2 separate regions of the Mus musculus genome follow, and region 2 is linked to region 1. A link is a loop called in an ENCODE intact Hi-C map of the cell type or tissue named here. Cell type or tissue: heart. All regions are shown on one strand. Each heading gives the region's core, and the rest is flanking DNA. Links, peaks and the distances in the headings are about the cores only. Region 1 holds the start of Ccdc13 (coiled-coil domain containing 13). Region 2 holds the start of Zfp651 (zinc finger protein 651).

Region 1 (15,284 bases), core at 4,250-12,249:
CTGTGGGTCTTCCCGGACCCCTCAGCACGCTCAGCTCAGACCTTTAGAGGCTCTCTCGGCCCCCGTAGACGCGCGCGACCGTGCTGGTTTCCCTGGTGACGGTTGCCAAGGCAGCACATGCCGGCGTCGGGAAGGGCGGAGGAAGTGCCCGCGGCCCTTAAGACAGACCCCGAAGCGCAGCCGCGGTAAGTGGAGGAAGGCTGAGTAGAGCGGGAGTCAAGCGAGGATCGAACCGGAGCGGATCAGGAAAAAGAACCGGGGGCTGAGCGGGGAAACTGAACCGGGAGCCGAGCGGAGCGGGAAACCGAACTAGGAACCAAGAGTGGAGCCGAGAGCGGGGAACCGAACCGGGAGCCGAGCGAGGACCGAGCCAGGGACAGAGCGGGAAACCAAACAAGGGGCCAAGTGGGGACCGGAACCGTGGCGAGAGTGAGGAACCGAATCGGAAGCCTAGAGTGGAGCCGGGAGAGGGGGATCGAACTGGGGGCCGAGCAGCGAGAAGCCAAGACTGGGAAACCAAACCATAGACCCTGCGAATGGCCTCTCCTTGGGGCCGGGCTGTTCCCACCCCTCCCTGGGCAGACTCGTGTTTTCCGCGCGAGGAGGGTTCGTGAGGCAGAGGAACGACCCAGCGACCTGCGTGGGCATGACTAGAAAGCAGGTCTTCTGCAGCTGCCACTCAGCACGTGGCTGCTGCCCTGACTTGACCCTCATTCTGGCTTGTAAAAACATACAGGATGGGGAGGTGGGATGGGCTGCGTGGGTGAGCTAGAAAGTGGCAGGCTGGTGAGAAGTGATGGGTGCTCAAGGCCCCATCCACCGTCCTGCGCACAGCTTTTCTCTTCCTTGGTCTTTTGAGTAGGGTTTCACTCTGTAGCCTGGGATGGCCTTAAAACTCACTAGAAGACCCATGCTGGTCCCAAATTGGTAATCATACTCACATTTGAAGCAGGACGGGACTGCATACCAACATCTTGTCTTAAAGAGAAAACAAAAGTTGTAAGCAATTAGGGTTATCTGTGGTTTTAAGGTAGTTTGTTGGTTACAAAGTATAGTTGTCTAAAAAAAAGGCCAAATTCTTTCATGTTTTTTTTATAAATATTCATTAAGCACCTACTGTGTCCTGTTGTAGCATGGCCATGAACAAAGTGGATGAAAATAATGATCCTGGTAGGCGTGTTGGTACATAGCCAGCATTTGAGAGACCAACACAGGAGCATTGCCAAGAGTTTGAGGCAAGCCTGGTCTACACAGCAAGTGCCAGGTCATCCGGCCAGCCCTTGCAGGACCCTGTCTCAAACAGCTAAAAATAAAGTTAAAGTGTGTGTCCTCTGGTAGTGTACGTACTAGTGGGAGGAAGCACAGTTGGTATGTAACGTGTGCTACAGGTCAGGAGCAAAGGTGAATGACCTGGGCAGGGAGATGGTGTTCTGTGAGTACAAGCAAGGGTTGGGACAGTTCATACTCACTAGCAAGTTGACTGGATTTAGAGCCATCTAGGAAACACTCCTCTGTGTGTGTGCACGAGTGCATGAGGGTGTCTCCAGAGAGGTTTAGCTGAGAAAAGAAGACCCGCCATCCCACGGAGCCCCAGACTGAAAGCAGGAGTGGAGCCTTCATCTGTCCGTGCTTCCCCACAGTGGACCCCCTGCAGCCGTCCACTTGTGGGTGCTGTCCTTCCCCAACATGGTGAGCTGTATCCTCCAAGACTGTGAGCCAACTAAGTCACCTTGAGTTGCTTTGGTCACACGTTTGCCCACAGCAATGGGAAAGGTAACTCATATACAGTGGGGACAGGGGCAGCGCTTGTCAGGAGCTCAGGGGAGTCATCCCAGTGGAAACCCATTGAATCCAGAGATGTCCAGGAGGCAACCAGAGAACACACGGAGACAAGAACTTAGAAGGAGCAGTCAGAGTGCAAGCTGTGAGCCCAAGGCACCCCTAGTGCTGACGCGGGAGGGGAGGGGCCCTGGCTTTGTGCTGAGGAGAGCATGTTGGACAGTGTCAGGGCCAAGTGTGTGAAGAACAAACAGGCTGTGGTATGGGGTGAGGCAGGAGCAGAGAGAGACATGAGTTATAAACTATGGTAATAGCCCATTGGGTGACGGTCGTTGGTCTAGGGGTTAGGTAGGTGTGTCCAGACTCCTGATGGTCTGTAGGACCAAAGGCCAAGAGCTAGTCGGTTGTGTCGGCCATGTTCTCATCTTCCCCTCAGAGCATGTTCACTACATCTGTGTGGTCAGGGCCTGTCTTCCCTGACAGACCGAGATCCACGTGGAAGAACAGATCTGTGTGCACTGCCTGTATGAGGTTAGCATCTGCTCAGTCAACCTCAGACCCTCTGTTCCCAGGAGTAAATGAGTCTGGGCCGACCGCCTGCTGTGCTGCTCTCCCAGGTGCCCCGCCCGAGCTGCTGTGGTTTCCTTACTGTTCCTGAATGGCAGCTCTCCACCAACACGGAGTCCTCCATCCCACACTGAGGCTCTGAGCAAGGGGCAGTATGTCTCAGTCAGCAGATGAGCTGAGGCTAGGCAGGGCGTAGGTGTCAGTCAATGAGGGCCCTGCGCTCTCACAGCGACTCCACTGTGCCAAAGACACTAGTTTCCCACACACGATACAGTGCTTGGCACACATTCTCACACTTAACTGCCCCATCCTCCCTGGGAAGGCCATAATTATTATCCTCCATCCTTGTACGACTGTTGCTGGGTGTCTTTGGGGTCATATTGGGCATGGGAGGGGAAGTTTTATGAGAACTTGATGTTGGCTCTGGGCCTGGGGGCCTGGCAAGATCCAATGCTTGGGCCATGGTGCCTTTGGGCTTGGACCTCTGCGTTTGCACAGGGGCTTCAAGCTCACGGCTGTGCTTCTGAGAAGCGTGTTCTGTCTGCCAGTACAGGCCAGACCGCAAGTTGGGTAAGGAGCTCCAGGGGCAGCCGGGGCCTGCCTCATCCTAAGCATCATCAGTAGCTCACCAACATCTTATCTCACTGCTGTGTGCCAGGCCCTGCTGCGAGCCTTGGGGGTGGGAGGAGGACGGGAGGGGCAGTGAGCAGCACCTGTGTGGACCTCATGGTTGGTGGGACGGAGGGAGACAGTCAGTAAGCCTGCGTACAAGAATATACAAAGACACGAAATGCTCTCAAGGCAGATGACATGGCGCGGGGGGGGGGGGTGTTGGATCTGTCTTCTCTGCTACAGGAGCATGCGAGATAGGCCTGGTGCTAAAGGGTTAGCTGAAGGCAGGTGGACAGGTTGGTCACTCAGGGAGCCAAGCAGTGAGCGTAAATGTCCTGAGGCGTTTGTGAGCCTGGGAGTATACTGAGGGGAGCAATACAGAGACAGACTCGAGGACAATTATAAAAATTAAAATGTATGGTTATTGGATGATGAGTGCTCATTTTTCTGGTTTCAGTAGGGTGGGGACTGGCCGTGGAGTATGAGAGTGGGGGCCGCGGTGGAGTGTTAGTGTCTAGCTGATAGTGGTGGTCTAACTGAGAGATCATGCTGTCAGAAAGTGGCTGTGATGTGGGGGACGATGGACTGAAGAAGCTGTACAGGGATTGATGTGTGGGCCAGGACACAATTGTGCAGGACATGCTGAACATGTCCTGGACCCCTACATGAGTGACAACAGGCCAGTGAAACAGGAGAAAGGACCAGGTGAATTGTTCAATGTGACACATGTTTCTGACTACTGGTAGGCAAGCGTCCAGGGCAGAGGGAAGCAGGAGCAGAGACTTGGCAGGCATGAGTGGGCCTAGGTACAGCAATGGCCGCCGAGATTCTGATGGGAACTGAGAGGAGGCTGGAACAGATGGCCCCTTGTCTCAAGCTCCTCCTTTGAAACTGAGTGTGAGATCTCCGAGGGGATAATAGACAGAGGTGGCTTGGCTGGTGTGCTGTGTCTCAGGGGAAATGATTGCTACAGACGGGTCCCTGTTCGGGCGCCATTCTGCCATGGACCAGGCTCAGTGGGCCCTCCTCAATCTGTGCAAATCAGAGTCTCGGACAGATGGGCATAGAGTCAGTGAGAATTGGGGGGTGACAAACAGACAGGACACAGGGAGTGTGCTGGATCTGAATGTAATTTGTCAATTCGAGCATCAAACTTTTTATACAGAAGAAAATAGGGAAGTTAGGTGACACATCGGCAAGGTACAATAAGGTTACCGGATGCTTAATGACTCTTAAACGAAACAAAGGAAATGCTAACGCAAAGACTGGCAGGAAATGGTCAATAAAACAACTGAGACAAAGTCAGCTCTATCTAAGGTCAGCTATAGTCTTAAAAGCCAGTTGTGAGGTCTTTACACTTCTAGGGCAAGGGCTTTCACACCCAAGTCATGCTTCTAATTAGGGAGTTCCACTCTAGCTAACCTTCTCATGAATAATGCAATACTCTAGTTCCTCCTTAAACCACAGCCCAATCTACTTCCTAAACCAATGTAAATTCCTGTATATGGGAGTGACTTGGCTTTTATTCTAAGTGATAGTGTGGGGGGACTTTCTACTAATAAGTAATGTAGTCTGCCATACATAACTATAATAAGAATTCTAAACTTACTTTGCTAAGCTTGCCCTGAGATTTCTAACTATGTAGTAGATAGTAATGCCTGATTTCTTTCACTATCTCTCTTACAATACTAAAGGCAATTCTGAATGTCACTGAATAGGCAACATTCTTACTGAATTCCAAGCCCAGGGTCGGCTCAAGGACTATCTAGAGCATTGGTGAAGGCCAGGAAGCAAAGTTCAATTTTGCTTAGGTATTTGGCAAGTCATTGCTTGGAGGCACCTATAACAAAACAATACTGAAAAGAAGCACACAGATCCATTCGCAAGGACAAAATTGGAGCATACGTGCTATGGGATGCCACAGTTCCAGGACACTAAGTTTTCATGAAACTCTTCACCTCGGGACTGTTTCCCGGTTTCTAAACCTGTCAAGCAAGTCACTACTGGAGTGGATGTAGCAAATGATGTTTTCCTTACATCATCATAAGCTCTTTCCTTGCCTGTGGGAAGGAAGGACAGATGGACAAGGAGGCATATGTCAGAAGCACTTGATTCCAAAGGGCTTTAGGTCTAAACCAGTACTTTGGGGCTTGTCTTCTGGGTGAATGGGTGACCTCAAAGTATGGTAGGGACATTTGCTGAGCTGTCTGTTCATGTGTTTTAATATGTGTAAATTATACCTCAAATAAACTGTATTTACTTATTTTTGGTTTTTGACACACAGCGCTCTGTAGCCCAGGCTGGCCTTTAATGCCTGGTTCTCCTGTTGAGATCCAAAGTCTGGGACTGTTCGTATGTGCCACTCACCCAGCTCTAGCCCCCAACTGTGAAGAAGAAATGATGGCTGGAGCCTATGTCCAGAGACTGGGATCTAGCTGGTCTGGAGTTGAGCTCAGACATCCTCAGCTTTGACAGCTCCCGGGAGATGCTAATGTGCAGCCAGAGTTGAAAGCTGCTGACAGAAGGGCTACTCCTGCTGCCACCTGCAGTCAGGGAGTCTGCTCTGCCCCGCTTTAGGTGAGGGTGTCCGAGTGCGAGCAAGCGCCTTCTTAGATTCACTGTTGGACATGTGCTAGTCACGTGCTAGTCAGTCGTACAGTCAGCTCTGGCTTCTCTGTTCTCAGGGCAAGATGGCGGCTGATGAGAGCTCGGCAGATACTCTGCGACTCCAGTTCAAGGCCATGCAGGAGCTACAGCACCGAAGGTTACAGAAGCAGATGGAGAAAAAGAGGGAGAAAGAGCTGAGCTGTCAAAGCAAAGCTGACAACCAGGAAGGGTTCATGGTGATCCCGGATGGCCTCAGCCTCCTCGACACAGAGGAGCAGAACCTAAAAAACATATTTGAGAAGAGGTAAGGACCCTTCGGCCACACTGCAGGCAGGTGGAGAGGGCAGGGGTGCAGTGGACACAGTGCAGGCAGGTGGAGAGGACAGGGGTGCAGTGGACACAGTGGATGCAGGTAGAGAGGGCAGGGGTGTAGTGAACTCTCTGCAGGCAGGTAGAGAGGGTAGGGATGCAATGGACACAGTGCAGGCAGGTGGAGAGGGCAGGGATGCAGTGGACACAGTGGATGCAGGTGGAGAGGGCAGGGGTGCAGTGGACACAGTGGATGCAGGTGGAGAGGGCAGGGGTGCAGTGGATGCCGTGCAGGCAGGTAGGTGGAGAAGCAGGTGGAGACAGCTGGTTCTCCTGGGCAGGTGTTTGGAAGTTCAGAGTAAGTTTGACACAGATGTCTGAGGCCTCTTGTAGCTGACAGAGCTGTGCTTTCTGGGCGAGCACTGCTAGGCTGTGTATTTAAAGGCAGACAGAGAGACTGTAAGTGCATCAAGCCATGGTTAGTCCAGCTTCTCTCTCACTTTGCTTAGACCTGTGCTTCTAAGGACTGGGGTGGACTTGATAGTTTGTAGATCCTTTGGGTTCTTTCACCTCTGCCAGCACTGGCCGCCCCCCACACACACACCCGGAGAGATATTAGCACATAAATGTCACCCTGTTCTGAAGCTCTGCAGATTTCTTTAGTCATTAGTGTGAAAGTTGGAGATATCCAAAATGTTCTCAGTGCTCTGGACCTGACAGTTGTAGGGCTATAGGGGTCCCGAGTCCGCTCTGCCACAGGACTTGAGCTGCTTGGGAAGGTGGGATGTGGGAAATTTTTACTGCGCTTACCTCACATGGGTTCTGAGTGGGTGTTGGGCTGTGGGAGGCTGCGGGACACAGCTCTGGGGTTAGGGGGTGCAGTCTGAGATTCCAAGGAAAGCCGGAGCTGGCTTGGGGGTTCCCAGGCCTACAGGGAGACCTGGGCCATCTGATTCTCAGGCTCTTGGGCACCCAGGCACCGCTGGAAACCACAGAAGAGCTGAGAACAGAGTGGGGACCTGCGGGCTGGATCTAGCCCCGGGATGAGGGAAAGTGGGGGAGAGCTCCAGCTGGGTCCCACGGGGAAGAGAGTCCTTGGTCTGTTCGGTGGGTGGTTTGGCTTGGGCTTGATGGAGGCCGTGGCTAGGAGTGCTGAAAGGCCTTCTGTGGGAGACTAGATGGCCAGCTCTTTAGGTGAAGGCCTGCTCCATTGCTCCCCACGGCGGCTCTTGATGAAAAGAGGCAGTCCATGGTTTTAAGGCATTTTTTGTCATGACGGAAAGTGGATGAGTAAAAACCATACCCCAGTTCTCAGGGTGGGCCTGAGGTAAGATACCTTTTGCAAGGAGGAGTGTCTGGGAAAGGGTATTTATTGGCTAAGCCTCCAGGCCTTTAGGTACCTCATTAAAATGGAGATCTGTCTTGAGGCTGTGTGACCACAAGTCACTCACATCTTCTACCTGTAGAGGGGCTTGGGGTATTGTCGTTACATGACTGATGGCCACAGATCTATGGAGGGCTGCGGCCTGGTGTCAGGAGCCTGGCAAAACGCCTGCCGTCCCTCAGGGTCACTGGGGTTTCCAGCCTGTGCTCGACCAGGAACCAGGCTGCCTTTCATGGTTCTACAGTGCCACAGGAGCACGCAGACCTGTGTAGGCTGCCGCAGTACCTTGTGATAGCCTTGTCCCAAAGACCACAGCCATTGATGAGTTGTCTCTTTGCTTTTGATCTTGCCCAGAATATTTTTGCTGGATTCAAACTCATTTTTTTATGGTTTCTTGGTTTTCCAAATGACCTATTGTAAAATGCCAATGGGGGGGGGGAGCTTTCTCAATAATTAAAAAGTCCTATGGCTCTTAAATTTTTACCTCAGCTTGATCCAGACCTATCTATAGTGGGCCTGGCCCCAAACCATAGACAGTGGAGCTGACCTTTGGTGGAGTGACGTCAGGCACAGCAGCGCTCACAGTGGCCCTCACCTACAATCCCTGTCTTTCATAAAGTGCTTGCTTAGCTGTTTCCAGGGCCTGCTCTGGGCTGTGTCATCTGCCCCTCCCATCACTCTGGGCATGGTCTCATGCCTTTGTAAAGACAGGAACAGCAGATCCTTGGCTATCTGACAAGCCAGTCTAACATAGTTGGTGTTTTCACACAGGCACATACATTCATACACACATGCACACACACAGACATGTTATCCTGCAAGGGTATATAGAAATTCTAAGTCTTAATTAAAAATTGAGGCTGGTGTCCAGGTTTTATGTGAACTTGGCTTCTAGGCTAGTGAGTCACCCTGTCTCAAAGAAGGTAGATGGCATGTCTGAGCATAACCTCCACAGTGTTCTCTCAGCTCCACACGCATGCACATGTGCATGTCTGCATACATGTGCATCTGCACACACACAAACACACTCGTACACATGGACACACACACATGAGGATTTTTATATAACCCATATGAAGAAATAAGCAACGCTACCTGAGTCTTCTTACATAGCACATCCACACTTAATCACCCAGCTCTGAGAACAGTATGTTTAAATCTCCTCTCTTCTCTCATAGTGTTGGTCTTATTTTGTACAGACAACTTCTTAGTGCCCCCTAGTGGCCAACTCTGATACTACAGGTGTAAGCCAGCTGCAGAGGCCTGGGCACTGTTGCCTGTGAGGAGCAGTCGGTCCACCTTTCCCTTGCAGGGTGTTGGAAGATGAAATCCAGCATCTTCGCAGTGAGCTCCGGGAGACAGTCGATGAGAATGGGCGACTATATAAGCTGCTGAAGGAGAGGGACTTTGAGATCAAACACCTCAAGAAGAAAATAGAAGAGGACAGATTCGCCTTCACAGGTAACTCAAGCGTGGCTTGGAGTCCAGGTGGGTGGGCCCAGTTGTCCTGTAAGAGAACAGTGCCGGGTCAGGTGTGCTCACAGTAGTCGATGGGGTCTCTCTCTCCTTGGTACTTGGCTTACATGCTACACACACCTGCTGTTTGCTGCAGATGGAACGTAGGCTCCTCTATGAAAGGTTTCTACAACCCAAACACCCTCGACAGATGCCACCCTCAGCAGCCCTGTAGGTCTGGGCTGCACTTTAACTCTGGTGGAGAACTTAGCACCAGAGGTGGGAGAAGGACTCTGATTCTGCAGGTCTTCACAAGGGGTAACCTTGGCCCTGTGAGTGTGGGCTAGGCACAGGCTCTGCAGTGATGCCTCTGACCCAGCATGTAAATTGGTGGGGACTGTGCCTCTGATGGCATAGTGCTCCTGTGGACCACAGCAAACCTCCCAGGTGAGTATAAACAGAGAGCCAGTGCCATCCACCAGGGGGAGCAGTGGGACTGCCCTGCTCTTTCCAGAGCCCCTCCCTCCCTTCTCCCTAAACAGGTTTGGCAAAAGTCCCATCAGGAGGACTTGAGCATCCCAAAGGCCCCCAGTAGCTGGATGCACCTCTTCCTTCTGTTCTTTGGCTTTTCCTATCTAAAACAGAAAATACAGGAAGACGAGGCTTTGGGTTGTGGGGATAGACACTCAGCTTTGCTCCCTGCTGCTCAGGGGCATGGTTGGGGGTGGGGTGTGTTGGTTAAGCCAGGGCTCCAGGGAGGGGGGGGGAGGGGGATCCATCCCCACCAACAGGAAGGGTGGGTGGGCAGGGCTTGGGGTGGTTCCTCCTCCCCAGCCTGTACTGTTGCTTCACCTCTTCCATCTGCCAACGCACACACATGTGCACACATATGTACACACACCTGTGCTTTTCCTGGGGCTGCTTTGCTCTGCTCCCCATGCTGAAACTTGGTCTGCTGGTCCTCGCTTTCTGAGTATTTTCCCTGTCCCCCTCCCCTCCCTCCCTTCATTTCTCCCCTCCCCTTCTCTTCCCTCACATCTGTCGCTCAGGCTGTTCTAGAACTTGGGATCCTTCCTCAGCTTCCAGCTCACCACCAGGCACAGCTCCATCTCTTGCTTAATTCACACTAAGCATGGCATATACTCCAGTTACAATTAGTTACTCTTTCTCCACTTGCTGAGGGCTGCAGGAACTTTAGCACCATCTAGGTCCCTTTGTGTCCTGCTTATGTATTACAGTTTTGTGGGTTTATTAATTTTTTTCCAGATAATATCTCATATAGCACGGGGCATACTCTGTTTTTCTGTGTAGCTAAATCAAGCCTTGAATTCTTGATCCTTTTGTGTCTAACTTCCTAGTATGGGGAGTGCAGCTTGCACCACACACAGCTTTTAAGTGTAGTATGCCATCTGGAAGTGTAGCTGTCTGGAAGAGTTCAGGGTGAACGCTGAGCTCTGCTCTTAGCTGCTCTGTGTGCTGTAAGGACTGTTGTCAGGTGCTGGCCTGTCTGCTCGCCTACTCTTCTGACCTGTTTATTCCCAGGGCTGCCGCTTCAGGACTGAGGCTGTCGGGGGAAGGGCTGGGAAAGGCAGGGAAAGGGTGCTGTCACTGGGTCCTCCCGCTCCCAGGGCTTCCTTGGACAGTCTTCTGCTGGCTAATTGTGGATTTTTGTTGCTTTTGAGTCCTAAGAGGAAATTAGTCCCAGGAAGACCGTCTCTAGGCCACTCACATTTCCTTTACGAGTGTTAGTGTTTTTTTTTCCTAGAAACCACCTATTGCATACATTGATCTGAGGAGTGTGCTCCATGACAACATGGAGCAGGGTGTTCACACCACAACTGACCCTGAAACTCAGCTCAAATGGAGTTTCTTTACCTGCTGGAGCGCTTCCCTGTGTGCTTGTCTCTTTCCGTGGTCTGAGGCTTAGAGGGAAGTGACGTTTATTTTGTTCTTCCAGACAGGATTTCTCTGTGTAGCCCAGGCTATCCTTGAACTCACTTGTAGACCAGGCTGGCCTCCAACTCAGAGATCTGCCTGCCTCTGCCACCTGAGAGCTGGGACTAAAGGTGTGTGCCACCACCATTTGGCAGGGAAGTTGGCAGGGAAGTGACTTCTAGTTGTGTCCTGACCGAGCTCCCGCTGATCCTGGGCGCAGCGCAGAGAGGCCAGGCTACAAGAGCTCTTGCTGCTCACCAGGTAGCCCCAGCTGGCACTCATCCTCCTGCACACACCTCCTCCCCACGCCCACCCCAGCTTCTCGGGGCTGCCTCCTATGTTGAGAGCCCCTTCCCAGCACTCTGCCTCTTGGCTGGATCCCTCCCTTTTATTAACTTAGGCCACTGTTCACACTTCCTCTTCTCTCAGAGGCCCCTCCCTGGCCATCCCTGTCTAAAATGTCATCACCTACCACAGGCACCCCTCTTCATTCCGAGCACACGTTCCTCCCACATAGTACACACTTAGTTCTGTTTATTGTCTGTTGGGACTGCTGGAGGATGCGCTCTCCATTCCTACCGAATCACTTCCACTGAATGAATCTGCTTGTCTTGGTCATGTGTTACCACAGCTCAGTGTAACTCCCAACCACGTGGATCTCAGCAATATTGAGCGCTAAGAATTTATTCATGGGGTCTAGGGAGCTAGTACCCTGGCCTTGCAAACATAAAGACCTGAGTTTGATCCCAAGTATCATGTTTTTGAAAACACATTGCACTTGTAGTGCCGTGCTGGGGAAGCAGGTGGGGCTGGGGCTCCCTGGCCAGCCAGTATAGCTTCTGCTCTAGGCCAGTGAGAGGCTGGGTCTCAAAACCAAAAGGGTGGACAGCACCCTAAGGTTGACTCTGATTTCCCTACACACCTGAACCTATGTGCATGTATGCACACATACAGCATACAGTGTACACACACATAAAACACACATCAGCATGTGCATGTGCACACACAAATAGCATACAATGTATGCACATATAAAGCATGCATCGTTATGTGTGCACACATACAGCACACAATGTGCACACACATCTGTACCTTCTTTGGGGTTTGGCTAGGGTGCCACAACTTTGTTCCATGTGTTCCTCTTTAGGAACCAGCCAGCTGACCTTGGCTAGAGATATCTTGTAAGATGGCATAAGCAAGAAACCAGTTGGACTGTCTCCCTGCACACTCTCTACCAGCCAAAGCTGGTATCGGGCAGATACAGAAAGGTCAGGGGCTATGCCCTGCTCACTGAGGTTCATAGCTCACTCTCTGTGCAGTTAAGATCCTGGTATCTGATTATTTTTCCAGGTCTTAGTGATGTAGCCCAGGCTGAGCTCCCTGTGTAGCTGAGAATGGCTTTGGACTTCCAATCCCCCTGCCTCTGGCTCCTGACTTGGGATTACAGGCATTGCGCCCAGCTGCCTTCCGATCTTATAGTTTGCCTGCAACCTGCTGATGCTCTGAACAGCTGTGCAGATTTGAGGTGCAGGTTGTGTTTTTAAATGGACCTTGCGATTTCTTTCATTTTAGGGGCGTCTGGGATGGCTGGAGATCTAGTTGCCACCAAAATTGTTGAACTGTCCAAAAAGAACCGGGGGCTGATGGCCGAGTCAGAGAGCGCAAAGGTCAGGATAAAGCAGCTGACCAATCGCATCCAGGAGCTGGAACACCAAGTAAGGGCCTGGGCTGCTCTTCCTGGGGAGTGAACTCCAGAGAGAGGCCACACTTGGAGGTCTTGGGTCCTTATGGAGGTCACAGGGCACAGCTGTTTGGAGTGAGATGCCTGGTGTCTGCCACATGCAAAGAGAGGAAGTATGTCAGGCAGCTAGGGGACACTGGCCATTGAGAAGAAGCCTGGCATGGTCTGGCTAAGGGCGATGAACACGGAGTTTCACTGTGAGATCTGCATCTGTTCGCATGCCCCACACCTGTCTTGGTTCCCCATCCAAGTGGACAGCGTTGGCCCTGCTGCCAGGCTGCCTGGGAATTGAGAGATGTTGTGTTTAACTGTGTAGGACAGAGCCTAGCATGTAGAAAGCCCTAGATAAATGTGCTCAGCCTTCTCCCAGAAACCCCCGTTCAACTGAAGCCACATCCAGAAGCAGTGACATGATGAGTTCTGTCTCCCCCATTTCGCTGTCCCTTCCTCCCACCTAGCCACAGACCTGTCTGCTCCAGCAGGGCACAGCCCCATGGTTCTGGTTCCTGAAGAGTTGGAATGGCTCCTCAGACTGGAGCCTCTGTAGCCTTTTCTGAGTGCAAAGTCTATTTTCGAGTCTCTGCATGATCCACCCTGGTCCTCAGAGCTGGCACTAAGGAAGAGTTTATTCATTCTGCGATGTGTTTCTGGAGAGTTGGCTCATGTTCTGAGCCACTCACTGGAGGGAATAGAGTAGGCATGGGTGGTTCCACTCCTGGGAGATGGTGCTGTGTGGGAGTGTGGCACAGCACAGCCAGGGCAAAGGAAAAGGAGCGACACCTTGACAGGCAACAGTGGCAGGAGCTGCTTGAAGGGGCTTTCCCAGCAGGCCCAGCCAGAGGCTGTGGGAACAACATCCACTCAAAGGGCCTTGAGACCCATAGTGCCAAATGGGCAGAAAGTACAAGAGACCAGTATGGCCAAAGCCTATATAGGATGATGTCAGGGATGTGAGAGGGGAGGCCATGCCCCAAATCAGATTGACCACCATGTATGAAGAACAATTGAAAAGTCACTAAAGGGTAGCTGCCTACAGCAGGTTCTGTCACAAGGCTGTGCCCATGTGGTAGCCACCCTCTGTCTCACCTGAAACCCAAAGTCTTTGGTTCCTTTATTCTCTGCCTTCTGGGCTGAGAGTGTCTTAATTTGAGTTTTATTGCTGTGAAGAGATGTCCTGACCATGGCAACTCCTATAAAGGGAAACGTTAACTGGGGCTGACTTATAGTTCTGAGGCTTAGTCTGTTATCATTGTGGTGGTTTGAACAGGAATGGTATCCAAAGAGTTGTGTGTGAATGCCTGGCCATAGAGAGTGGCTCTATTAAGTGTGGCCTTGTTGGAGGAGGTGTGTGTGTCACTGTGGAGGCGGGCTTTGAGATCACAGATGCTCAAGCTATGTCCAGTGTGGTATGGTCTCCTGCTGCTGCCTGCGTATCAAGCCGTAGAACTCTCAGGTCCTTCTCCAGCACCATGTCTGCCTGCATGTCACTATACTTCTTGCCAAGACAATAATGGAATGCCAGTCTAGGGGCCTGTGTGTGCCAACAATGTACAGGCACATTTACCAAGTGAATCAATAGCCAGCCCCAGTGAAATGTTTTCCTTTGTAAGAGTTGCCATGGTCATGGGGTCTCTTCACAGCGATAGAATCCTAACTAAGACAATTGTCATAGCAGGAAGCATGGCGGCACGCAGGCAGGCATGGTGCTGTAGAGGAAGTTCTGAGTTCTACAACTGGATTCACAGACAACAGGAAGAGAGAGAGTGACATCAGGCCTGGCTTGAGCTTCGGAAACCTCAGAGCTCACCCCCAGTGACACACAAGAGTGCACCTCCCAATGGTGCCATTTCCTAAGAGTCTATGGGGCCATTTTCATTCAAACTACCCTAGAAAGTATGACTGAACTGTGGTCATTTATTAAGGTCTTAACAGATCTTTGGGCTGCCCTTCCTAGGAAATAGGGTTGATTACCAGGCAAACCTCTCCTGTCACAAGTAGCTTGGAAAGGAGCATTCCTTAGTGTTCCACATGTGAGCAAGAACTCAGACACTAGGACAGGTGGCCCACACATCCAGCAGCACTGGGTGCTTCGGCTGGCTGTGCAGCTGCTGAGCAGAACCAAGTCTTAGTGCCGCGTTTGCTTTTCCAGCTGCAGATGGCGTCAGCCAAGCCACCATCCAAGGGGGCCACTGATGCAGGGGCTAAGCCACTGAAGACCCAGACGGGAGACAGAGCTTTGGTATGTGTTCTCCTTTATGCTGCGTCTGTGAGGTAGCCATGACCTGGGCCTCCCCTTCCCCAGTGTGCTCTCAGATACTCTGCCACAGTTCCCAGCCAAGGGCTCTTCTCTGCCATTGTAGCCTTAGAGCAGTCCCAAGCAACAGATCCGGTCTATGTCTTTTGCCCAGAATGCCTGGCAGGGGCCAAGGAAGGCCCAGATCTAAGCCACTTTGCATGGGGGTCAGGGGACTATACAGCTATAGCCTCTAAGCCCTGGGAACACAGACCAGGAGGAAAGGATGGTCCACTTAGATGCCTGCTCCCAGGCTGATCCGCTCTGCAGTAGTCTCTTTACAGGGTGACAGCTACTACTCCTTGCTTTGCAGACAGACAGGCTTGCTCCTGGTTGCCCAGAACAATTCTGTTCTTTTCCCTTCAGTGTGTGTGTATATGTGTGTGTGTGTGTGTATGTGTGTGTGTGTGTGTGTGTGTATGTGTGTGTGTATGTGTGTGTGTGTATGTGTGTGTGTATATGTGTGTGTGTGTGTGTGTGTGTGTGTGTGTGTGTACACATACATGTGAGGTGTGCACCTGCACATTCATACATGGAGAAGCCAGAGGACAATCTCATGGGTCATCAGGAACGTCATCCACTCCTTTGAGACAGGGTCTCTC
Region 2 (15,284 bases), core at 4,403-12,402, 70 kb after region 1:
CAGCAGGTGATAAGGATTGGCGACCCCTTGAGGTGGTCAACTCTTTTTTTTTTTTTTTTCGTTTTATTTAGTATTATTATTATTATTTTTGGAAAATGTTAAGCCAGCTCTGAAGAGCTGCCAGGCACTGGGGCCAGAGGTTAGAAACAGCAAGAGGCAGGGAAGAGTCCCTGAGGACATCACGGAAGCCCAGAGATTAGGGGTACCACTGGAGGAGCCTCACTGCAGGAGCCTGGAGCCCAACCTCAGGCAGTGGGGCAGGAGTATGCAAATGGGTAACCTTCCTTTCTCAGAGAGGGAGGGTCCCACCTGTCTCCCCAGTGGACATGGGGCGGGGCTAAGGGCATGCTTGCAGCCTGCTCCTCAGGCTAGGAAAGGGTGCCTATACAGGGACAACAGCTCATTCAACCCTTCCGTGCCCAGAAGACAGCCGACTCAGCCGAGCACCTTGGGCCTGCCCACACCTGTACAGAATAAAGTGCTTCGTTTATTGATGATTAAAATGTCCCCAGCCCGCTGTCCCAGCTCAGTGGGCCTCTGAGGAGGTCAAGGGATTCGGCACCCTCTGCCAGCCCCTTGGGCACAGGCCTCTTCCAAGTGTGGCCATGCTGGGAGCGGCTGGGAGCAGCAGGGAGCGGCGGGAGGGGTGTAAGGTGCAGAGTGTGACAAAGAAGCTTATCAACAGTGGGAGATCAAACCCGGGGAAACAGAGGACATGAAATGACAACAGAGAGGGGTGGCCTATGACTGCCTGCCCCCCAAGGGCAAACGCTGAGCACTGGCTAAGCTCCCTGCTCCCACAGAGGCCTAAACACATCAGCTTCTCTCCCTGGCTGCACTGTGGCACCCCAGACTGTACAAGAGTGCAAGAGGGACCAGGGGCCAGCAAGGGGCGGTAGTGGCCTGGCCCCAAGAGGAGAGGAGGCCTCATGTGGGCTTCTGGGGGAGCAGACATAGATACGTGTCTCCTGGTGGGGCAGTCCAGCCAGATAGGCTGGTAAGGGGCAGGGATGCCCTGTGGACAGCTCCCCATCCCCTGCCCCACAGATAGCACCATGAAACCCTGAACTACTTGCCTGAGGCTCCTGTGGGGCCCCTCCCTGGGATCTCATTCTCCTGCAGGAGCCCTAGAAGCTGGGGCCGGTGAATCAGGTTTTTCTCCCCTCTGGAGGCTTGGTCTCCAGCACCCAGAGACATTCTCTCCTGGATGTGGGGCTCTTTAAAAGTCCCAGTGCAGGGTGGGGATTCCTGTACCTGCCTGGTAGGGATGTAAGAAAGGAAACCCATGGGGGCCAGCCCCCACCTGCCCCAGTCTGCCCCACACAGAGGGGCAGCCTTCACACGCTGACACTCCCCTGCCCAGTCACACATGGTATCCTGCCATGCCTCCCCGGCCACAGGCCTCTGGGGCTCCAGAACTCCTTCAACGGGGCACACCCAAATCCTCCCCTCCTAAAGAGTCAGTTAGGGGCACAGGGAAGCCAGGAATGGGCAGGTGAAACTGACCCAGGCCCTGCCTGGCTCTCTGCCATGCCTGCAGCCCAGAGCTCCTCCTGCCCTGTATCGGCTGCCTCCAGCACCCCTCGCCTGGAGGGGTGCAGCCAACCAGTCCCTCTCTGTTCTTTTACTCCCAAGCACAAGGAGTAAAATCTCCAAGAAGCTGCACCAGGACCCAGGGCCACGGGTATCCAGCTGCAGCCCAGCTCCTAGTCTGTGTCTGCTGGCCCTGGCCAAGAGGGCCTGTGCTGGGGGTCAGTTAGTGTCCAGCCTGGGAGGTGCTGTGGGGAAGAGCGGAGCTGTGGGCTGCAGATGCGTGGCAGGCAGGGTGGCGGGGTCACCGGGCAGCGGGTGGCTGACACGGAAGCACTTTTCTTTGTGTGCCTTCAGCATGTTGGAGAAGCGGAAACGCTGGCCGCACACGTCACACGGGTATGGCTTCTCTCCTGTGTGTGTGCGTCGATGCCGCTTCATATTGGGGCGGCTGGTGAAACTCTTGCCACAGATCTCACAGATATAAGGCTTCTCCCCTGCAATGGGGGGTGGGGGCAGCAGGGGTGTTCACAGCCAGCTCTAGATCCCATCCCACCCCACCAAGGAGGGACAGAGGTAAACGGAGACCCTGGGGGTAAGGCACGCACCTGTGTGTGTCTTCATGTGCTCGTCAAAGTACTGCTTCATGTTGAAGTCCTTGCCACACCACTGACACATGAACTGCTTGTGGCCAATGTGGATGCTCATGTGTGACCGCAGCTGGTACTTGTACTGGAAGCGTTCGTTGCAGTTCTGTGAAGAAGAGAAAAGCTACACCTTCAATCCTGCCTTACCCAACCTGTGTGTAGGCCAGTGTTTCCTAAGGTGCCTTCTACCTTAGCTGTTTTAAGACAGGGCCTCTCAATGGCCTCACCTCCCTGCTCAGGCTGCGCTGACCGGTCAGTGGGCTCCAGGCACCCAACTCTCTTTGCCTTCACAGCAATGCGATTGTGAGCATGTGCCATCATGCCCGATTTATTTTTTATTATTTATTTGTTTATTTACTTTGTTTTTTTTTTTGAGACAGAGTTTCTCTGTGTAGCCCTGGCTGTCCTGGAACTCACTTTGTAAACCAGGCTGGCCTGGGACTCAGAGATCCGCCTGCCTCTGCCTCCCAAGTGCTGGGATTAAAGGCAAGCACCACCACCACCCTGCTACTTTTCCTTTTTTAAACCTGGGTTGATACTCAAGTTCTCAGGCCTGCAAAGAAACATTTCCCCAACTCACCGCCTCCCCAAACCCACTGAATAGAAGCCCTGCTCCTCCTGCCTCTGTCTCTCCTGTCCCAGGATTACGGGCATACGTGTGCCGCCACGTCAGGCGTGCAGATCCTCCTGACCTCCCTTCCTCCCCCTCCCTGCAGATGGGGGTGGGTGGAGGTGGGACAGCCAGCAGCCAGCAGAGCTCACCTCACAGCGGAAAGGTTTCTCCCCCGAGTGCTGCAGCGAGTGGACCTTCAGCGACATACTGCGCTTGAAGGACTTCCCACAGGTCTCACAGGTGAAGGGCATGTCCTTGGTGTGGGCTGCGGGTGGGCACCAGACGTCACTTCTTCAGGGCACCTATCTGAACCCCCACCTCCAGACCTGCCTTCTGGCAGCCCTGCACCCCACGCTTTTCTAGAGGGTGATACTGAACTCAACAGCATAATCAGCCTTGGGCCCAGTGACACTGAAGGCCAATAAAGAAAACAAGGAGATGGTCCTCCCAGCTTAAAAAAAAAAAAATCACCAACCTGGTTACCCAGCATGCTCCTGGCCAACACCTAGATTCCAGTGTCCCCATCCCATGCAATTTACACTTTCCAGTGGAGAAAGGGAGGCATGTCTGCCAAGGACTGTCTGTCTGCCCTGACCACTCCTCCCTGGAGCTTGGAGCCCAGACAAGCAAGAAAAGGTGACCACAGGATCCAGACATTCAGCCAGGCCCACCTAGAGGCCCTGCAGCCTTGCCTGTAAGTGGGGTGGGTAGCACACTTGGGGAGGCCTCCTTACTGTGTCCAGGTCTGACCCCTGGGGGAGGTTGCACTCAGGCGATGCCTCAAGCCCTGTGAGGGCCGAAAGGTGAGAAAACATGAGAGGTCTCATGGCGGCCAGAGACAGGGCTGGGCCAGCACGTGTGGAATCGTGTGATTTGGGGAAAGCTGTTCCTGGTCTTGGGCAGACATAACACCGTGCCGGGGTCCTTGGCTTTGCCCAGCCGTGTGTCAGCTGGATTCCCATCCCAGGTTTCCCAGGCAGCCTGAAGCACTGGGCAAACTGCCCATTGGTGCATCCCCTCACCTGGATGCAGAATCCCGACACCGCCGGCAGCTGGCAGCCTGCCCATCCTCTGCCCCAACCTGCACCAGCAGGGACTCACCAACCATGTGCTTGCGCACGTGCGCCATGGTGTGAAACTTCTTCTCGCAGATCTCACAGGAGAACTTCTTCTCCGCGTAGCCGTGCACTATCTTGTTGTGCTCATGAAGAGACCACAGTTTCTTGAAGGCTTTGCCACATGTCATGCACTACGGGGAAAAGGAAGGGCGCTTTGGCTGCAACCCAGAGTTACCCTTGGCCTCTCTCTGGGGCAGGCCTGTTCCTCCACTTGAAGAGTGCTGGTAAGAAGGCTGGATCATTCCCAGACTAGGTTGACTCCTTCCACACCTGCCCACATGGCTGTTGGGGTACCTCTTCCAGGATCCCTCTTCTAAGCACCGCCCCTTTGTCTGCTTCTCTCAGCAGGAGGCTGTAGGTCAAGTTAGTTAAGGCAGCTGTGCCTGGTAGGTAGGAACTTTCAGTTCTGCAGGTTCTACAGGCTGTGAGGCTTTAGGTCCTTCAGGCAGTGGAGGGTAGTTGGACCGAAAGCTGCTCTCCTGGACTCCTGCCCTGCACATCCCAGCATGGGCTCCAGAGGCTAGAGGCTGGGGTCTGGGCAGGAAGGAGTAAAGGTTTTGCACACTCGGGGTGGCTTAAGGTACAGGAATAGCTGACAGCCAGCCCAGGGTCAGGAAACAGGTGCACAGAGTGGGTGATGGGCAGGACACCAGGCACACCTTCCCCACTGGCATCCAATTAGCAATTAGTGCAGGCAATTAGCACCCGCCTACCCGTGGCCTGAGGTTTTCTTTTTTTCTTCTTGGGTCAGAAAAGGTGAAAGGCATGCTGGTGTGTGTGTGTATGAATGCTGATGTGTATGTATGTGTACATGCATGTTGGTGTGTGCGTGTGGTATGTGTACATGCATGTTGGTGTGTATGTGCACAAATGCTGATGTATATGTGTGTCTATACGCATGCTGGTGTGTGTGCACGAATGCTGATGTGTATGTATATGTACATGCATGTTGGTGTGTGTGCATGTATGCTGGTGTGTGTGCACACATACTGGTGTGTACACACGTGCTGGTGATTATGAATGCTGGTGTGTGGGTGTGTGCACACACTGCACATGCTGGAGTGTGCTCAGACAGTGCAGACTGGCCCAAGACCTGGCAGCCACTCCAGCCTTCCCCCACTCCCATTTCTTTCCAAATTCCTCATCTAGCCTTTTTCCTCCAGATTCAGAGTAGCTGGCATGCCAGAGTTGAACCCAAGATCCCTCTTGATTGGCTATCTATTGCTCTGCACGGTGGCTCTGGGGTGGGCAAAGGGTGATGCCCTCTCCAGATAAGCCCCTTCATTTCTCTGCCGGCCTAGATTTGTTAAAAGACACATCCCTCGGCAGTTCCTACTGCCCCGGGCTTCAGATAACTCCGCTCTCCCCCACATCCCTGTTGCTCTTGCTCTTCTGGGAAAGGTGCTGCCACAATCCTCTGCTCACAACTCTGTGGGCCAGAGCCCAGCTCCACCTGTCTCCTCCTGGGGGCTGTCTGGGCAGCATGTCTCACCTGGATGTTGCGCTCACAGTCCGTCTGTCTGTGCAGCTGCAGCTCACTCTCCAGCAGGAAGCGCTTCCCACACTGGCCACAGATCTGCATCCGGCTGTGGGTCACGTTCATATGCTTTTCTAGGTACCAGCGGTTGTTGAAGACCCGAGGGCACTTCTGGCACGGATGCTGCTGTTTTTCCTCCAGCTTCACCTTGGCCCCCAGCCCGTCAGCTGCCTGGGATGCCGGAACAGCTCCAGAGGCCTTGGGCCTCTTCCCACCTCTACGTCCAGCCTCCTCTGGCTCAGGGGTGGCCCGGCGCCGGGTGTTCTGTCCCCGGGACCGTGTGGACATTCGGCTATGTGGTGGAGGGTCCACCTGGCTGCCCTGACACCCAGCGGGACCTGCGGGGTCCTGCCTGCCCTCAGCCTCCCTCTCCTCCTCAGAACTCTCTGCATCCTGCTCACTGGGCCCATCTTCTTCATCCTCATCCTCTCGATGATCGCTGGGCCCTTCCTCCTCTTCCTCCTCCTCCTCTCCCTGGCTGCCTTCCTCTTCTTCTTCCTCTTCCTCCTCTTCCTCTCCCCCTCCACTCCCTCCTCCTTCCTCCTCCTCTTCTTCCGAGTGTCCCTGCATGCCATCCTCCTGGCCGAGCACCACAGTGGCTGGATTGGCACCAGAGCCTGGCTTGCCCTCGGGTCCGGTGGACACATGCAGTGTTTGGTTGTTAAGGTTCACCTCAACAATGATTTGTGACTGCTCCTGGTGCCCATAGGTGCCCGAGGCATCCAGTTCTGGCTCCAGCCCCTCTCCACTTTCCAGTTTGCACAGGCTACCTGGGGCCTCTGCCTCTTCAGGGGCCCCTTCCTTCTCCTCCTTGAAGAGTGTCTGTGCTGGCCCAGCAGTGGCAGAGCCTACATCCCCAGCAGCCCCTGCTCCATCCTCCACACGCACAGAGTAGGGATCGGGGCCCTCCCGGGCATAGATCTTTGGGAGGCCTGGGGCATCTGCCTCCTGCTTGATGTCACAGTAGTAGGGTGGTGGAGGCACCGGAGCACAGCTGGTGGCAGGCTGTGCCAGGGCCACAGGGCCCGAGGGCGCCAAGGATCGAGCGTCCAGCAGCTCCTGGCAGGAGGCCGCGATGTCAGCCATCTGCAGCAGCGAGGCCGCGCTGAGCACCTCGTGCACGTTGGCCGCGTTCACGAGCAGCTTGGACGTGTAGATGAAGTTGAGGATCTGCTGCAGGCCGCTGGGCGCGAGTGCCTCCAGAGATAGCTCGACCCGCTGCAGCTGCTTGTTCTGTGTGAAGAGCGAGTGGAAGAACTGGCTGTAGGCGGCCAGCACACCCTTGTGTGCGGGGAACACGCTATGCTGAGGCACCAGCACTAGGTCCACATCGCACAGGTCTGGCTGGAAGAGGCGCTGCTCATTGAGGCGGCCCATCAAGCAGGCGAAGTGCAGGGCCACGTCCTCCACCAGCGAGAACTCTGCCGCCGGGGAGTCTGTCGTCTTCTCAACCAGCAACTGTGGGGCCAAGAGACAGGAGAGGTGAGGGCCAACCACTGCCCACCCCTGCCCACAATGTGGGAGGTGCCACCACCAGAAATGATCTGATCCATCCATCAAGCTGGGGGAAGGACAGACGCACAGACGTGCGCACGGGCACGCAGGGCAGGGACAGCTGCTGCTAGGGCTACGATGTCCTGGGACCTGTGCCCAGGTAGCTGCTCTGGGCACTCCCTTCGCTCTTCCTCTGTGCACACACTAGGGGCCACCCCAGGATCCCTCTTCACTGTGCCCCAACTGGACTTCCAGCTATGCCTCAGTCCGTCCTGACCTTCCCACCATGCTGAGACAGGAGCCTGCCCAACTGTGAGCACGTGAACAGCAGAAGACACAGCTTCCGCTATTGCACCTAGGCTGTAGCATCCAGGGGCCGTTTCACTTGGACAGTGGCCAACAAAGGCCTTTAAGGGGCCACAGAAGACAGCAGGCTAAAGACAGCCAGGCCCACTCAAGCTACAGCAGCTTTTTGTACACAGGGTCCTGGGGGAAGACGGGCTGTTTTCTCTGTTTGCCACACTCCGGCACCCCAGCCCAGACGCAGAAGCTCCAGGCTGGTCCTGTCTTGGAGGTCGCACCTCCTGGAGAGCCCCCTAGGGACCTTAGTGACTGACAGATCAGACTGCCAGGCCTTTAGGCCCTGCCCCACTCCCAGAACAGTCCTGTTTAGTCGGGTGGTAGAGATGGGCCTGTCTTATCCCTCACATAGGGCCTGGGGCTCAGCAGACACTGGCCAGTCCGGCCCTACAACGGCTGGCTTTGGATGCTCCATGGGCTCTGCCTGTGGAGACGAAAGCTTCCAGTGTGTGAATGCCGATGCATCCCAATGGGGGACACAACCCCACCTTCCTTAGGGGTCCCAGGATGAAGCTGTCCCCTCTAAGTCCTCTCTCCTGTCAGCAGTGGGTGGGCCAGACAGAGAGCATGGACTCTGAGCTCCCTTGTCATTCTGCTAAAGGAGAAGCTGCGGGTGAGCCCCAAGGAGCTTCGAACCTGTGCCCTCGGCCAGCAGCCCAAGACATGCCCACTCTTTGCCCTCCGCTCCACCAACAGACGTTGCCTTCCTGAAGCTCCCTCCACCCCTCACACCCCCACCAGCCACCCATTCTTGAATCTATCCCAGAACTGCTGGGCCGTCCAGCAGGGACGTGGCACGGGGCCCCGCCCATCCCTCTCTGACTCACTCTGATTCATTTTCTGGGACCAATTCCTCTTTCTTAGAGAAACTGAGGCCCAGAGAGGCTTTACTCATGGAGCTGTGGCCATCCTGCCACTCCAGCACCCTTCCCTTCTGCCTGGTACACTTCAGACAGGCAGTTGGAGAGTCCTGGAAGTGAGGTGGGTGGAAGCATGAGGTGTGAGAACCACCTAAGCATCCAGACACAGTCACCACACCCTCTGGTCCTGCCTCCTTCCCAGTCATTGCACCTGCAGGTCCTGGTGTCTGTACTACTGGGGGGTGGACGGTGGCAGGGAAAGGCCCCCCCATGGCACCACTTATTCCAGGCTTGGGGTCCCCGTTTTTCCCTTTACAAAGCTTCCCCAGGGACCTCCTGCTTGGGCAGGGCCACTTGAGCCTGGCAGAAACCCAGGCATCCCTAAAGTCACATTGCAGCCTCCCCAGCCATGGACCAGAGATGCTGCCAGCCAGTGGCAGGGCCCCTTCCGGATCAGTGCCCACCAGCTGTGTAGCCTCTGGCCAGATGCTTCCGGCTCCTTGAAGCTGAGGAGGCTTCTCAACACCTGGGTACACCAGCTGCATCGCAGCCCTCCCCCAGAGGGACACCTGCAGAGGCCACCAAGCTTTTGCCTCCCAAAGGCCATCTGGTGAAACCCCGGCGGCAGGGGTACAGGCTCATGACTTCTGGATGCTTTCTTTGGAGAGGCCTGGGAAACAGGCTCAGAGACGGCAGGGGACCGGCCCAAGGTCACACAGGAGTTTCCACTCCAGCTGTGGGCGCCCCCCGCCTATGGAGCGATCCATCCTAGTCTCCGGCAGAGCGGCTGCAGCGCCCACGTGGCCCAAGGCCCGGGCGGGAATCCGACTCCCCCTTTTCCCCCCATTACCAGCCCCGGGGCGGCGCCGTCCGGACGCAGAGAAGCTCCCCCCTCCGCCCGTGCGCAGCAAGACCTCGGCCTTTCGCGTTTGCACCCCCCACCCCAGGAATTTCACCCCTGAGCCGCGCCGCCGCGCCGCACTCTGGGCCCTGCACACCGGACAGATAGGGTCGAGGACCCCGGGGGAGGGGCCAGGTCTTCCAGACCCTGCACCGGGTCCCAAGGGGCCGTGCGCTCTGAAAGGAGGCGCTCGCAGGTGGGCGGATAAGCGGGGGGACAGGCAGGGCCCTGCGTACCATGGTGCCGCGGCGCTGGGAGCTCACAGGGCCCCGCAGGATCGCGCTGCCCCCGAGGGCCGGGCCCGGGCCGCTCCATGAAGCGCCGCGCTGGGGGCCGCCCCTGCGCAGGGCCCCGCGACCATGGCCCCGGGGGCGCGGCCGGCCGGGCGGGCGGAGGCGCAGGGCCGCGGCAAGTCCCGGCCGAGCAGCTGCGGCCCGGGAGCCTCGGGCGCGGCGGGCGGGGGGCGCGGGGCGCCGATTGGAGCCCGCGCGTCAGCTGGGGCCGCCGTCTGGACGCTTAAAGGGCCAGGCCGCCCTGCGTGCTGGCTGGGGGCGCGGACGCGCGCCGTCTCGATGCAGCTGCCCTCGGGAGAGCCTCGGGGTCCCCGGACCGACCCGGCTGGTGACGTGGGAGCGTTTGGACCGCTCGATCCCACCCTCCCGCGCGAAGTCCCTCTCTGCCCTTCTTTGCTGGGAAGTTCGTCCGGGAGTCTAACCCGGGTGTCCTCCCGCTGCTCTGCATGGGCGGGGCCAGGGTAGGCGTGAGGTCGCTGAGCAGAGCGCGCCGCCCCCCGACCCACCTGCTCCCCTGAGCCAGGCGACTCTGATGGACCCGTACCCCAGCCGCGCTCATCTCCCGCCCCCTGTGACTCCGGCTGCTCCGACTTGGGGGTGAGTCTGGGGTCTGTAGCTGCTCCGGCCTCCCACGCGTTTTGCTCTGAGTCTCCCGAACCTACCTGGGGGCCTCTGGCTGCAGAACCTCCGAGCAACCGCCGCAACGACGGAAGCCTTTCAGATGACCTACCTGGAACAGCCGGGTGGGGGCCAGAGGCCCAGGCCCGGCCGAGGGGCCCTCCGCGCAGCCTCGGCGCTGGGAAGATGCAGCTCGGCTTGCGGAACGCTGCTCTGGCACCGGCTCCGTGGGGGCAGGGGGCTGGCTGTGCTGGCAGGAGGCTGCGAAGGAACGCTGCCAGGCCGAGCGACAGCAGGGCGGGACTACGGACTACCACCGTGGTCTCTCCTTCGGACGCCCCGCACCCCTACCCACTGTTCAGCCTAGTCACTCTCCCAACACTGCTCCAGCCGGGCCATTCCACTCCAGCCATAGCAGTCTCCTTGGGTGTGCGCCTTCCTCATGGTGTGCTGTAGCTCTTTCTCTGGAGCCAAGCAGGTGTCATCAAATAGTCGAAGGTCTGTCCCCTCAGAATGCAAGGATCTCTCACTGGACATGGGCTGACTACCCCTGAGCAAGGAAGCTGAGTAGGTGAAGAAAGGTAGGGACAGTGAGGAGAGCCCCTTCCTTCACATGCGCAGGGCATGCCCCTACCTGGGTTCCCGAATCTGAGGCTCTAGGCTGAAGCTGTGAACCTGTCAATTACCGATGATGTCTCCTACACTTCCCAAAACCCAAGTTTCTCGTCTGACCCAGTTGATTGCTGCACTGACCTGGGAGGTGGGAAGGGCAGGGCTGTCTACCTACTGGGTGGACAAGGAGAGTCCCGCAGAGAGAGAAAACATGTAGACGCTGTGCTGGGAGGTTGGAAGAAGCTGGTACTGGCCTTGGCTAAGGTAAAGGAGTGACACCCCTACCCCACCCCCTGCTGTCTCATTTGGGTTCTCTGAACTCCGACTGAGGGCAAGAGGGCACACTGGGCTTGTCACTGGCAACAGCTGCAAAAGCCAGAAGCCCCGTTGTGTTCATGGCTGCAGAACTGAGTGGTCTGGACATGGGGTACAGCCAACTGGAGGGACAAGATGGGAGCAGAGGAAGGATTCTAGGCCACAACCTCAAGTTCTGTTGGTTGGTTTAGGGGCCAGAGCACTCATTACCATGATAGAGGTGGGTGCTTTAGACCCCTAAAGCTGAGTGACTCCAGGCCAAACTTCACTTTGGAGAACAAGGAGACAACCCCAGACTGCTTGGGGTTCCTGCACTTGGCTGGGGAAACTACGCTCACCAGGTAACAGAAATGCAAGTTAGGCAGTCCAAAAAGTGGGTGGTGCAGGCTGGAAGGGGAGGGTGTACAGTACGTGGCCTCCATCTCCCTCAGTTTTGGCTGCTGAGTCCAGCACTAATGGGCCACAGCTGCACAAGGGTGGGAGCCTAATGCAAACCAGCAGGTTCCCTTTCCCACACCAAGTCCAGGGCCTTACAGGAGAGCCTCCCTGTTAACTTCCAAAAGGCTCCCAGAGACCCTAGTCCTCCACAACCTTGGGCCGTGGTACTTCTTGCGGAAGCCCCCATCCCTTTAACTCAGATGTGACCAGCAGCAGTGTCAAGGCCTACGTCCATCACTGCTGTGCAGAGACCATCGGGTCCTACATGTCTGCCCAGTAGTGGGGGTTCTAGAGGTCTTCTGAGCCCTAAGTGTTTCCAGACATAGTCTTCAGGGAGGCAGACTCCTCTTAAAGTTAGGGCAGAGACAATGGTCCTCAGAATCTGCATGTGGGCAGCAGGGATCAGGGTTAGGGCTCAGTGGACATAGGTGTAGTTCTGGCCCTTTTAAAACCCACATTCTGCCTTGGTATCTCCCAGGTGCCTCAGCCTCAGGAGTTTGGTCTTACTGCTTGTATGAGGTTTGGTATTGAAGAAGACAACACCGGGCTGCTGTAAACCACAGGGAGGAAGCAGCTATGGCAAGAGGCCCAGGCCTCAGAATGCAGCCTGTGCTGTGGTGTACTGATTCCTGAATGCAGAGCTCTAACTCCTCCCTCGAGGTGCCCGAGAGACTACAGCAACCAGTAATCTGTCTCAGCTAGACATTCTGACCTGTCTTTTTAACAAGTTATGGGTATTTTGCCTGTGCCACCACGCCCGGCTTTTAATTAATTAATTAATTAATATTTTTTTTTTTTTTTTTTTTTTTTTGGTTTTTCGAGACAGGGTTTCTCTGTATAGCCCTGGCTGTCCTGCCACCACACCACAAGAGTAAAGAGTCTTACTATGCAGTTCTGTCTGGCCTTGAACTCAAGAGATCCACCCTCTTCTGCTGGGGTTAAAGATGTGCACTACCCTACCACACCTGGCATTTTCTTTAAATAAAAAATAAAACACCCACATTCGACAATTTTCAGTTTCCCAAGTTGGGGAAACACTGTTTAGCAAACCCAGTTCTCTGCAAACAAGCTAGCAGGTTCACTCTGCTTAGCCAGCAGGTCCTCACCTGTATGTTCAAATGTCACATGGTCTGTCTTAGGAGGTGAGTGATGATGGGTGCCACAGTCAGATGACTTGCAGAGGACAGCGGGAGGAGACCTGGAGTTGCATCCCACCAGAGGGTATGTTTCTGCCAGGCTCTCCCAGGTCACTCCTGCACCCCAGTAACCTGCCAATGGACAAGTCTCTTCGCTTGGCTGTATCAGAAACTGACTGGAGTTTGAGCAAAGAAAGACCAAGCAGGCAGGCTCAAACTCAGCATGTATTTTCATTTCTACAAGATCCTTTTCAAGTTGTAGAGAAATTTCATAGAAGTATATACAAATTAGACATTGCTAGTATGTACAAAAGTATTTTCTACATTTTTGAACAATATCAACTATGCCACTTGCAGTAAACAGGATGTTACAAAATCATCCAATAAAGAAAGCATTTTCTATTAAGCACATTACACAACATAATTCAATTTTATTAAAAAAATAACTTCAAAATACAGAATGATCGTGGATAAGAAGAAAAGCCATTTCTGTATTCAGTCGAGTATAAACAGCAAGGTTGACATTACTGAACATGAGTGCCTGCTGGTACAGGTTAAGCCCTGTCCATGCAGCAGTAGGTGGTAGGTGGATGCCCTTCCTCTTGCTATGCTAATCCCCAGAACCCGACAATGTCTGTAATTCCTCTGGCCACGGGACTTCGAGTAGAGATTTATCTCTGGAGTCTGATCTACTTACATGGACCCTTAAAGCAGGAGGAGGGCAGAGGTTTTGAAAAAAAGACAAGACTCAAAGGGTCCCTGCTGGTTGAAGCTGGCAAGGCCTACAGCAGGCGATGTGGGCATCCACCGAGGGCTCTAGAGGGGCCCAGCTACAAGTCACGTCTTCCCAGAGTCTTCTGAGAAATGAGCTCTTCCAGACCTTACCTTGAGACCCTGAGCAGATGAGTCAACCCTACCATTGCCTGTTTGTCAATGACACATAGGCACTCTTAGGCTGAGAAATTTGGGATAACTTGTTACACAGCAACCAAATAAGAATATATGGCCCAATAGTGACCTTTTCTTACTAATTACATTTGCCAGTTTATTTGGGCTCTGAATGCATTCTTCCTACTGAATACTAGATTCAAACACCCTTCTTTGTAGGCAACTTTAAAGGGGGGGGGGGTAGAAGGACCCACTCACTATAAACCACATGTCTAACCCGCCAAGCACTGAGTTCCGATGTTATCCTTCTAATTAACTAATTTACAGACATGGTGAACAATAGCTGGCTGGCCACCAAAATGCTGCTTACATACATCACAGAGTAACACCATTATTTATTTGTGGGGTGCTGACCTCTGATCCCAGAGCTACTTACATGCTAAGCACATGCTATATATCACTGAGCCACATGGCCCTGGAAGACTACTTTCATATATCCAGTACTTCCCCTCCATCTGGCCAGGGCTTTAGTAATTTCCTCCAGCCCAAGGCCTTTACTCTTCCCAAATGCACTAGCAAGGCCTGGGTGGGATAGGAGAGTACAGACTTCTACACCATATACCTGACAGGAAGTCTGTGAACTGGATTTAACCGGCACTAAGGTGATTAAGTACACTTGGGGAAAGAATGCAAACTAAAGAGTAAAACAAAACAAAGAAACAAACCCACACTAGTTTTTACAGGTTAGATTCTTCCTGGAGGAGCCACACAAAGCCGTAAGAACCCCTTTCTGTGCAGCAGAGCCTGTGACCCTGCTGCCCCCAACTTTTGTCCTGGGTTTCCTCCATCAGGCAGGGCTTCATGGAGTCAGGGGGCAGCGTGGGGGTGGGGGTGGGGGGTGTCTCGACACAAACAGGGAATAGGATGGTTGGGGCAGGGCTGCTACTATTGCCACAGTGAGAGTGAAGCTTGGCTGGAGTGTCTGTGGAGCTGCTTCTGAAGGACATTCTTCAGCTGGCACTTTAGCACACATGTGCAGAACAAGATGACCAGCCATACAGGTTCTGTTCCAAGGGACCTCCACCACATATCTGTGTTTGGAAGAAGCCCCTACACTCACAGTGAACCCAGCTCAGAAGAAATTATTTTTGGTGCCAGTGAATTTAAAAAAAAAAAATCACAATTCATTTTCTGGCATCAGGAAATGCAGTATGTGACAATATGACATAGGGTATACGAGGAACCAAAGGCACCAAGCACCAAAGCAGGAGCTGGGGTGGCTGGGCTGGCATTCCCTGTGAAGTGTGGGTGCTCACAGCTGGGACACAGAGGAATGAGCTACCACCCTGCACACCTGGCCATGGTCAATATGGATGTGGACAGCCTCATCTGACAGCACACACCAAGACGACAACCAGCATGGGGACATGGGGACATGGAGAACACGTGTCTTGTGACAGCTCTCCATAATTGTGTTTGGCAGCATGGATGCTAAAACCTGAAACAAAAAGAAACCTGAATTCTACAGACAATGTGATCTACAGAAAACCCTATCTACAGTGACACTGCAAATTATACTTACATCAAATTTACCATTTCTTGATTCAAGAAAATGAAAATTCCATAGTTGCCTACTGTAAAATGGGTCATAGAAATATTTCTAGGGACATCTGCACTTTAAATTCTTTTGCGCACATGTAAATAAGTGACAAGAAATATCCACTATAGGATTGAGGTCTAATACTAAAACACAACAGACTGCCATCCAGTTTCTTAAGCTTTAAGTTACCAGGTATTTACACTTAAGACACAATCTGTACAGAGACATCTCAGCTGTATCTGCTGCTCTCGCTGGGACTCCGGTGATGAGAGTAACTTCTGTCACTTTCACTGTCTGAGCCATAGGATCTACCACTCCTGTATA

Evidence for each region. Hi-C counts contacts between places; a loop is a spot of excess contacts. Peaks named below come from ENCODE experiments on the same cell type or tissue, not always from the same donor. Only the 100,000 strongest peaks of a DNase experiment are listed, where the experiment ranks them.
Region 2: it touches region 1 in a loop (2.2-fold over the local background); 12 of 42 quality-filtered maps call a loop at or near these places.

What each region holds. Positions count from the first base shown.
Region 1 is chr9:121,824,312-121,839,595 of GRCm38, reverse strand. It overlaps Ccdc13 (coiled-coil domain containing 13), which reads left to right and starts at 135. Exons shown (of 16, transcript NM_028384.1): 1 at 135-185; 2 at 5,643-5,869; 3 at 8,571-8,719; 4 at 12,221-12,363; 5 at 14,539-14,628. The coding sequence starts at 5,649. In heart, for the core only: CTCF peaks have their summits at 8,279, 8,478 (motif pointing left) and 9,191 (motif pointing right); a DNase peak (open chromatin) is centred at 8,515.
Region 2 is chr9:121,754,238-121,769,521 of GRCm38, reverse strand. Zfp651 (zinc finger protein 651) reads right to left here and starts at 9,489. Exons shown (of 6, transcript NM_001166644.1): 1 at 9,297-9,489; 2 at 5,401-6,903; 3 at 3,892-4,039; 4 at 2,940-3,055; 5 at 2,139-2,283; 6 at 1-2,027. The coding sequence starts at 9,299. The coding sequence ends at 1,753. E530011L22Rik (RIKEN cDNA E530011L22 gene) reads left to right here and starts at 9,579. Exons shown (of 1, transcript NR_033503.1): 1 at 9,579-12,882. It overlaps Nktr (natural killer tumor recognition sequence), which reads right to left. Exons shown (of 17, transcript NM_010918.2): 17 at 12,681-15,277. The coding sequence ends at 15,190. In heart, for the core only: no CTCF peak of the experiment used is centred there; DNase peaks (open chromatin) are centred at 5,591, 9,141, 9,881, 10,011 and 6 weaker places; H3K4me3 peaks cover 3,377 bases; H3K27ac peaks cover 3,688 bases.